Regions from separate parts of the Homo sapiens genome. Here regions 2 and 3 are each linked to region 1. The links are chromatin contacts, found by Hi-C or POLR2A ChIA-PET in ENCODE. All regions are on one chromosome and are shown on one strand. The core of a region is the stretch at or near the end of the contact, and the rest is flanking DNA. Distances in the headings are between cores, read along the strand shown. Region 1 holds the start of TMBIM4 (transmembrane BAX inhibitor motif containing 4). Region 2 has its middle 16 kb from the start of IFNG. Region 3 holds the start of MDM2 (MDM2 proto-oncogene).

Evidence for each region. Hi-C counts contacts between places; a loop is a spot of excess contacts on that map. ChIA-PET counts read pairs that join two places held with the same protein, here RNA polymerase II (POLR2A). Pooled maps may share reads with other maps.
Region 2: a pooled map shows a loop between it and region 1 (11-fold over the local background). The contact joins the enhancer-like site here to the promoter of TMBIM4 in region 1. A Hi-C loop is called at or near these places in 4 of 50 pooled maps. POLR2A ChIA-PET finds 5 or more read pairs at or near these places in 2 of 52 experiments (B cell and OCI-LY7).
Region 3: a loop to region 1 is called in a pooled map, with 9 times the contacts of the local background. The contact joins the promoter of MDM2 here to the promoter of TMBIM4 in region 1. A Hi-C loop is called at or near these places in 7 of 50 pooled maps. POLR2A ChIA-PET finds 5 or more read pairs at or near these places in 2 of 52 experiments (CD4-positive, alpha-beta T cell and Caco-2).

What each region holds. Positions count from the first base shown.
Region 1 is chr12:66,168,547-66,171,246 of GRCh38, reverse strand. TMBIM4 (transmembrane BAX inhibitor motif containing 4) reads left to right here and starts at 1,251. Exons shown (of 7, transcript NM_016056.4): 1 at 1,251-1,392. The coding sequence starts at 1,296. RefSeq lists enhancers at 1,270-1,349, 993-1,517, 2,000-2,099.
Region 2 is chr12:68,174,284-68,177,223 of GRCh38, reverse strand. No RefSeq gene overlaps it. Among named protein-coding and RNA genes, the nearest start is that of IFNG, 16 kb to the right of the region's middle. RefSeq lists an enhancer at 1,257-1,316. Within about 2 kb of position 1,528, at least 6 of the 41 ENCODE cell types and tissues checked have a DNase peak (open chromatin) inside an H3K27ac peak, as active enhancers do; they include B cell and OCI-LY7, where a contact is called at or near this core.
Region 3 is chr12:68,806,917-68,809,722 of GRCh38, reverse strand. MDM2 (MDM2 proto-oncogene) reads right to left here and starts at 1,546. Exons shown (of 11, transcript NM_002392.6): 1 at 1,232-1,546; 2 at 431-515. The coding sequence starts at 1,245. RefSeq lists enhancers at 569-958, 58-1,257 and a silencer at 1,459-1,848.

The sequences.
Region 1 (2,700 bases), core at 2-2,501:
TGTGGAAGTGACGTTAGTTCTTTTGGCAAAGGCTTCTGAGAACATCAAGTTTAAGGATTTAGTTTAGAATAGACTGTTCCACAACTGTTCTGAATTCCACTTGCTAAGTGTTCGGGTGTTGTGGTTAAGGTGAGGACTGGGCAATGTGGGTAGATCAGAGTAAACTCATCAAAACAATTCCAAGGGACCCTAGGATGACACTACTCTGGGTATGTCTACACCTCTTTATATTGGAATGACAACAATATCATGAATATTCACTCTAATCCATTGTATTTGCCACCATCATCTCTCTCTTACAGTAATACAACTTTATCCCCTTTTCTCTGCCTTTGGTAATGGCCCTCTTCAATGTATTCTACTTCTGGCCTAGGATGATCTGGCCTTTGTTTATCTATCCAGCCTCATTCTTTGCCACCTGTCCCCTACACCAGCTGAGCTTCACCGTCTCCCTCTTTGCAGACGTTGGTCCCTTGAGGCCCAGCCTACATCACTGCTCTTTCTCTGGTTGGCTCCTACTTGCCTTTCAGGATTAAATATTACTTCATTCAGAAAGCCTGGTTTATAGAAAGTGCTCAATAAATGTAGGTATTATTATTATTTTAAAATAATAGAAGTAAAAATGCATCCTCGGTGTGATTATTGAAAAAGTGGATGAATGAGATGGGTATTTGTTGAGTGGATGGGTGACTGGGACATGGGTTCTATCACTTTAGCAACTCTCCAAGGTGAAAGGACTTAAAGTGTGTTCAGGCTGGGCGCGGTGGCTCACGCCTGTAATCTCAGCACTTTGGGAGGCCGAGGCGGGCGGATCACGAGGTCAGCAGATCGAGACCATCCTGGCTAACATGGTGAAACCTCGTCTCTGCTAAAAATATAAAAAAATTAGCCTGGCGTGGTGGCAGGCGCCTGTAATCTCAGCTATTCGGGAGGCTGAGGCAGGAGAACCGCTTGAACCCGGGAGGCGGAGGTTGCGGTGAGCCGAGATCGTGCCATTGCACTCCAGCCTGGGCAACAAGAGTGAAACTCCATCTCAAAAAAAAAAAAAAAAGTGTGTTGAGAAAAGTTTCACTTCAGATGACGCCGGGAATGTAAACCGTTTTCTCTTCCATTCTAACTCGGAGCCATCCCCGCTTTCTCCGCCCAGCTGGAATTTTTGAAGCGAGAAAATCGACTCGCTCGGTGTTCGCCCGCCGACGCCGCACGGCTTGCTGGGGCTGGGCTCTTCCTCGCGGAAGTGGGGAGGAGGCGGTTGCGGTTAGTGGACCGGGACCGGTAGGGGTGCTGTTGCCATCATGGCTGACCCCGACCCCCGGTACCCTCGCTCCTCGATCGAGGACGACTTCAACTATGGCAGCAGCGTGGCCTCCGCCACCGTGCACATCCGAATGGGTACGTTGTCCCCTCTCCAGTGCCTCCCAGCCGCTTGTCTGCACTGCTCGGCCTCTAGAAGCCGACTTCCGGCTTCCGAGGGAGAGCGGCCATCTCCTGGGACTCACAGGGAGTGCTCACTGAGCTCCCGGCCCTCCTTCTCCGGGTACCAGAGGACTGGCGCCCTCCTCAGGGAGTCGGGGAGGCGCTTCCTCCCCTCCTAGCGGGTGTGGGAGGGCGCCAGGCCCAGAAGGCTTGCGGCTGTCCTGTGTGCGCCCCGGCTCCCCAGCGGGCGCCGCGGTGTAGGAAGGGACAGATGGAAACCGCCGCAGCCTGAATTTGGCATCTTGAAGTGAAAAGAAACGTCGTGGAAATGAGTCGGTTGATCACTGTGACTGACGTACACACGAGTGGAATCCACGGCCTGATGTTTTTGTTCTGTGGGGTTTCGCGTTACAGGCTTATATTTACCGTCCTGTGCTAGGCTGGAAGCTCCCTGACGGCACTATTTCCTCTCCGCAGGGCCCAGAATGCAACAGGTCTTTGAGGATTATTGAGGAAGTTGCTCAACACAGAAGCTTCCTAAGTCAGTCTAAATTGTGTTTTAAGTTATTACGTAGTAGCCAATGGGCAGAAATTTTTGAATTTAAAATGCTCAGCTTCATCTACGTGGAAGCCATTGCCTGCTCTAGTTTGGTCATTTGATCGCCGAAACAGCCCCAGACTTTCAGCCTGTTTAGGCAGCTGGAACTTGTTCTGGAAAAGGAAAGATGAAGATAGTTCTGATGTGCTAAGAATCTTAGTGCCTAGAACTTGTTCTGGAAAAGGAAAGATGAAGATAGTTCTGATGCACCAAGAATCTTGGTGCCTAGCATTTATATTTTTGGAATTGAATTTTGAAATTATTTTGGCCAGTGAACTCAGCTTTTTTTTAAAAAAAATTAATTGTGGTAAAATACAGGTAACATAAAATTTACCGTCTTAACTATTTTTAAGTGTATAGTTCAGTAGTGTTAAGTTATTCACATGGTTGTGCACTGTTAAAAGAAAAACTTTAGACACATTAAATCTAACGGAGTTTGAGCACAGAATGATTTGCGAATTGGGCAGGTCCCGGAACCAGAATAAGGTTCAGAGTGATGAGTCCTGCCGCTTGGTGGGAGAAAATTTATGGAGAGAGAAAGTAAAGTGAGGTACAGAAAATAGAAGTGAGGTACAGAAAGAGTTGATTGGTTACAGCTTGGTTTTTGCCCGTTTGAACATGGTTTGAACACGTGGCCATCTTTGGCTGAAACTCAGTGATTGGTTCAAGCGTAGGTTACAGCCTGT
Region 2 (2,940 bases), core at 279-2,778, 2.0 Mb before region 1:
ATCACCACCAAAAAAAAAAAAAAAAAAAAAAAATCCTTGTCTCAAGCTCTGTTTCTGAGGTAACCCAACCTCAGTTTCTATATGTAAAATATTTCAATTTAACCTGAACAAATACGTTAAACATGAAGAAATGTACAAATACAACTTCTAAATCAGGTTACAAGGGAAAAAAACCCATAAAATGGAAATAAAAATGATGAGCACACATTGTGCTTGCTATATGCCAAGTATTATTCCAAGAGCTGCACATATAACTCATTTGAATCCCACAAAAAACCTGTGAAGTAGAGTCCAGAGACTTTAAGGAGCTTGCCTAGATTCACACAGTTTACACAGCTGGTAAAAGATGGAGCCTGGACTCAAACTCAGTCTTGCTCCTTTGTCTGTGCTGTTTGTTAACCATGATACTATCATAGAGATGTTTTAAAAAGGTGATTTATTAGTAATGACATGATATCATGAAAGTATTATGCCCAGTTATGTTGTTTATATGAATAGTGCAGAAAACGAATAACATTTGTTGTCATTATAATCTCAAAGAAGACAGGATCCTCATATAAACAGGAGCAGTTATGAGATAAACACATTTTTAAAAAATCCCTTTAAATGGATGTCAGTTCATGAAAGTGATTTGTCATTAATGTCCAACAGTGAATGACTATGAACAGCAGCTTTTGAGATTGGCAGTAACACAGCTTTTAGGAAAACAGAGGGCAGGCATAGTTTAAAGCTAACATCAGCATGTGTAATGAGGTATCATCCTATTCCCTATGTGGCTTGGGCACTAACTTGCAGCTGAAGAATAGAGATCTGTTTGGGCTTGCAGCCCTGGCTAAATGGCCCTGCTGGTTCCACCCCCCAGGTCTGATGGTCAAGAATTATTGGATACTTCATGTAAAGCACTCAGCCAGGCACTTTGAGATAGATGAAGAAGACTAAGAGGCAGTGTATACTCTCTAGGACCTTAAAACCTAGTGAGGAAGAAAAGCACATGAGGATAACTTGGACTTTTTTTCTTCTATGAGAAAAACATCTGGTAAGGTTATTCAGACCACTCAGCTTCATATGGATTTATAGATGTTGGTGCAATTTTTACTCCTTGGCTTCAGCTATTGAAGCTGTGGCAGCAGGTGTGATTACCTCAGAAGAGCGAAGGTGCAAAACAAACTCTTGAGGTCTTGGGAGCTCTGCAGGTGGTTTCCTTGCAGTTCTTCAAATAAAAGGAAGTCTAAGAGCTTCCTGACTCTGTGATAGAGAATGCTACCATGCAAGGCCATCACTTGAAGCCTTTGCTCTTTGCAGAGGCAGAAGCGTCCCTGAGTGCATTGAGACGCTGGGCTGAAGAGAGGAATGACATCAGCACCAGGTGGGGGAGAAGAGCGATTTCCTTTTTTCTCAGGGTGACCCACAGGAAGGACATGGGAAGTTAGGTCAGAATTGGCTTGACACCTCTGTCCTGGGAAATCCTATCAGGTGACTAAGAAGAAAACAACCCACCAAGTTACTGCTCTTTGCCGAGAGATGGAAGGCACCTTGGGGGAAACCCCTGACCACAGGCCAATAGAACAGAATGTTGTTAGTCTTGCTGAAAAAGCCAACCAGAAAAATACTTCTTCAAATTCACCTGGGGTGACAAGAAATATTTCCCATTCTTGGGTTCTTTCACTTTCCTAATGGAAGCATAGATTGAACACTTTGTGAAATGTCATTTAGATTTTCCCTCTTGTGATTGGCTTTATTTTTCTTTTTAGGAAAAAAAAGACAGAGTGCAGGGCATACTTTTTTTGTGGTTGATAGGATTCCTAATGCAACCATAAATATGACCAGCATATAAGTCATGATCTATGATTCTAATTAGCAAATGATGTTTCTAATTTTCAAATAGGACAAGTTATATATCATTAAGTTTTGGGATGCCTAATCTTTTTTATTCCATCAATTTTTATTTTAAGTTCTGGGGTACACGCACAGGATGTACAGGTTTGTTACATAGGTAAATGTGTGCTATGCTGATTTGCTGCACAGATCAACCCATCACCTAGATATTAAGCCCAGCATCCATTTGCTATTCTTCCTGATGCTCTTCCTCACCCCACTTCCCCAACAGGCCTCAGTGCGTATTGTTCCCCCCATGTGTCCATGTGATCTCATCGTTCAGCTTCCACTTGTGAGTGAGAACATGTGGTGTTTGGTTTTCTGCTCCTGTGTTAGTTTGCTGAGGATAACAGCTTACAGTTCCATCCATGTTCTTGCAAAGGACATGATCTCATTCCTTTTTATGGCTGCATAGTATTCCATGGTGTATATTTATACCACATTTTCTTTATCCAGTCTATCATTGATGGGCATGTGGGTTGATTCCATGTCTTTGTTATTTTGAATAGTGCTACAATGAACATATGTGTGCATGTGTTTTTATAATAGAACGATTTATATTCCTTTGGGTATACACCCAATAATGGGATTGCTGGTTCAAATGGTATTTCTGTTTCTAAATCTTTGAGGAATTGCTACACTGTCTTCCACAATGGTTGAACTAATTTACATTCCCACTAACCATCTAAAAGCATTCCTTTTTCTCTGCAACCTCACCAGCATCATTTTTTCTTGACTTTTTAATAATCACCATTCTGACCGGTATGAGATGGTATCTGATTATTATTTTGATTTACGTTTCTCTAATGACCAGTAATGTTGAGCTTTTTTCATGTTTGTTGGCTGCATGCATGTCTTCTTTTGAGAAGTGTCTGTTCATATCCTTTGCCTACTTTTTAATGGGGTTGAGTTTTTTTTTAATGTAAATTTGTTTAACTTCTTTGTAGACTCTGGATATCAGACCTTTATCAGATGGCTAGATTGCAAAAATTTTCTCTCATTCTATAGGATGTCTGTTCACTCTGATGATAGTTTCTTTTGCTGTGCAGAAGCTCTTTATTTTAA
Region 3 (2,806 bases), core at 297-2,796, 2.6 Mb before region 1:
AAAATCTAAAAGGAAACATGGAGCAAAAAGCCTGGAATTTTCAGGTTTTACTTTAAAATTTCTCTAATGACAAAAATCTTTAAAACAAGCACGAATAACTTTTTTGACTTTTAGAAACCATTTTTAAAAATTAAATACTGGGAGGTCAAAAAGGAAAAAAAAATCAGTCACGTAACAAACGTAACTTCAACCACGCTTAACAATGTAATGGAACTAATTTTTAAAGCAAATGTGGCAAATGGCTAAAAAAATACTGACCAGTTCTTAACAGTTTTTAACTCCACGCAGTTACGCCAGAGGTAGCACACTTTAAGCTATGCACATACAATTTTATTTACAGAGCCATGCTACAATTGAGGTATACGAAATTTAGTTTATCACTTCATAAAATAAATTATTCTTAAAAGTTACACGAGACAAAAATACTAACCAGGGTCTCTTGTTCCGAAGCTGGAATCTGTGAGGTGGTTACAGCACCATCAGTAGGTACAGACATGTTGGTATTGCACATTTGCCTACAAGGAAAAAAAAGACACGATGAAAACTGGAAATCATGAAACATCTGTGGAAAATACATCATATATAAAGAACATAAACAACAGTTAAAACTAAAGCTACAAGCAAGTCGGTGCTTACCTGGATCAGCAGAGAAAAAGTGGCGTGCGTCCGTGCCCACAGGTCTACCCTCCAATCGCCACTGAACACAGCTGGGAAAATGCATGGTTTAAATAGCCCCAGCTGGAGACAAGTCAGGACTTAACTCCTTTTACTGCAGTTTCGGAACGTGTCTGAACTTGACCAGCTCAAGAGGAAAAGCTGAGTCAACCTGCCCACTGAACCGGCCCAATCCCGCCCAGACTACGCGCAGCGTTCACACTAGTGACCCGACAGGCACCTGCGATCATCCGGACCTCCCGCGCCGAAGCGGCCCCGCAGCCCCCGGCCCCCGTGACCTTTACCCTGAACTCCCGCGGAGACCTCCGAACCACCCCCACCCCCACCGCCGCGAGAGCCGTCCGAAATCCCGCCCTCCTCCCTGGCGGCGACTGCCTAGCCCCAGTCCAACAAAACCTCCGCAAAGCCACGTGCCCCATGCCCCGCGCCCCGCGCCCCGAGCCCCCAGCCACGAACCGCACAAAGGCTGCGAACGGGCAGAGGCTGGGAACCAGCGATAGAGGGGACACCGTCAGAGCCCAGACCCAAAAGTGACCGCTCGCTGCCGGGCCAGTACCTGCTCCTCACCATCCGGGGTTTTCGCGCTTGGAGTCGGGGGTCCCTCAAGACTCCCCAGTTTCCTTCACGGGGCGCGCGGAAGCACGACGCCCTGGGCCTCGGGGATCATTCCACTCTCCGGGCCAGGGCACTGGGCGCTCGTACGCACTAATCCGGGGAGGGACGGTGCTCCTGGCTGCGAAAGCAGCAGGATCTCGGTCAGAGGGGTCGCGGCCGCCCCTCGGGCTCGGCTTCTTGCTCCATCTTTCCGACACACAGGGCCACACAGGCCCCAGAAGCAGCCAAGCTCGCCGCGGTGCCTCGGTGCGCGCCCCCTACCGCCCGAGGGGAGCGCGCGGGTCGTCGCGGCGCATCCGGGCATTTGTGCGCGCGCACACAACCGGCCCCGCTTCCGCCAATTGGGTCCGGGGCTCGGCCGCACCACCTCCGGGATGATGGAGTGGGGGGTGTCGCCCCGCGGGCGCGGCGGGCTGTGAGGCGGGGTGGGGGTGTTGGCCGCGAGCTGAGAGGGTGGGGCTCGGCCTGGCGCGGAGCCAGCAAGGTTTGGCGCTGTGACACTCCTTTAGCCGTTGCGCTATGTTTGTATTTCTTGTGTTTACACTTCCCGCCCGCGGTGGAAACTGCGACAAATGCGGATCTCCGTGTCGCTGTTACCAAAAAGAAACCAAAATTAACAGCTGTTTAATATATTAAGCCCACTCCACCAGCCGCTGGAGTTGTACCCAAATGAGTTATTTTAAGGCCTGTTTTTAAAAAAGATTAAAAATAGCACTTAAGGCAGGCTTATACACCGGTGCATACAGCTGTTCTGGTTGGAGAACGAAGATGCTGGTTACCGTTGGCGGGGAGGGGAGCGGTTACTCTGCGCTTTTAGAATGTTTGGGTTTGGCTGGGCGCGGTGGCTCACGCTTGTAATCCCATCACTTTGGGTAGGCCGAGGCGGGTGGATCACTTGAGGTCAGGAGTTCAAGACCAACCTGGCCAACATGGGAAACGCCGTCTCTACTAAAAACTACAAAAATTAGTCGGGCGTGGTGGCGGTCACCTGTAATCCCAGCTACTCTACTCCGGAGGCTGAGGCAGGACAATCCTGTGAACCCGGGAGGCAGAGGCTGCAGTGAGCCAAGATCATGCCATTGCACTCCAGCCTGGGCGACAGGGCAAGACTCTCAAAAAAACAAAAACAAAGTTTGGGTTTGTTAATCTACACATTCATTATCATTAAAATATATACTTATATATTATGCACTCATTCTGACTCACCTACTTTCCCACAGAGATGTGGCAAAAACGTTTTTGATGCGGTCTCATAAATTGAGGACATAAAGAATTGAGTTAGCTAAACCCAAAAACACAGCCATTGCAAAGAAGGAACACGTTTCTTCTCTGGCCAGTAAGTGATTAGCTCCTTGTGAACAAGGACCTTTTTTTATAAAGTTATATCCTTCCCTTCTGCAGCTTTTTTTTTTTTATAAAGTTATATCCTTCCCTTCTCCCGCTTCCCAGCCTACCAGAAAGGAAACTTCCTTAAACATAGTGGTCACTCAGTTGATTTAAGTTGATTGCCAATATT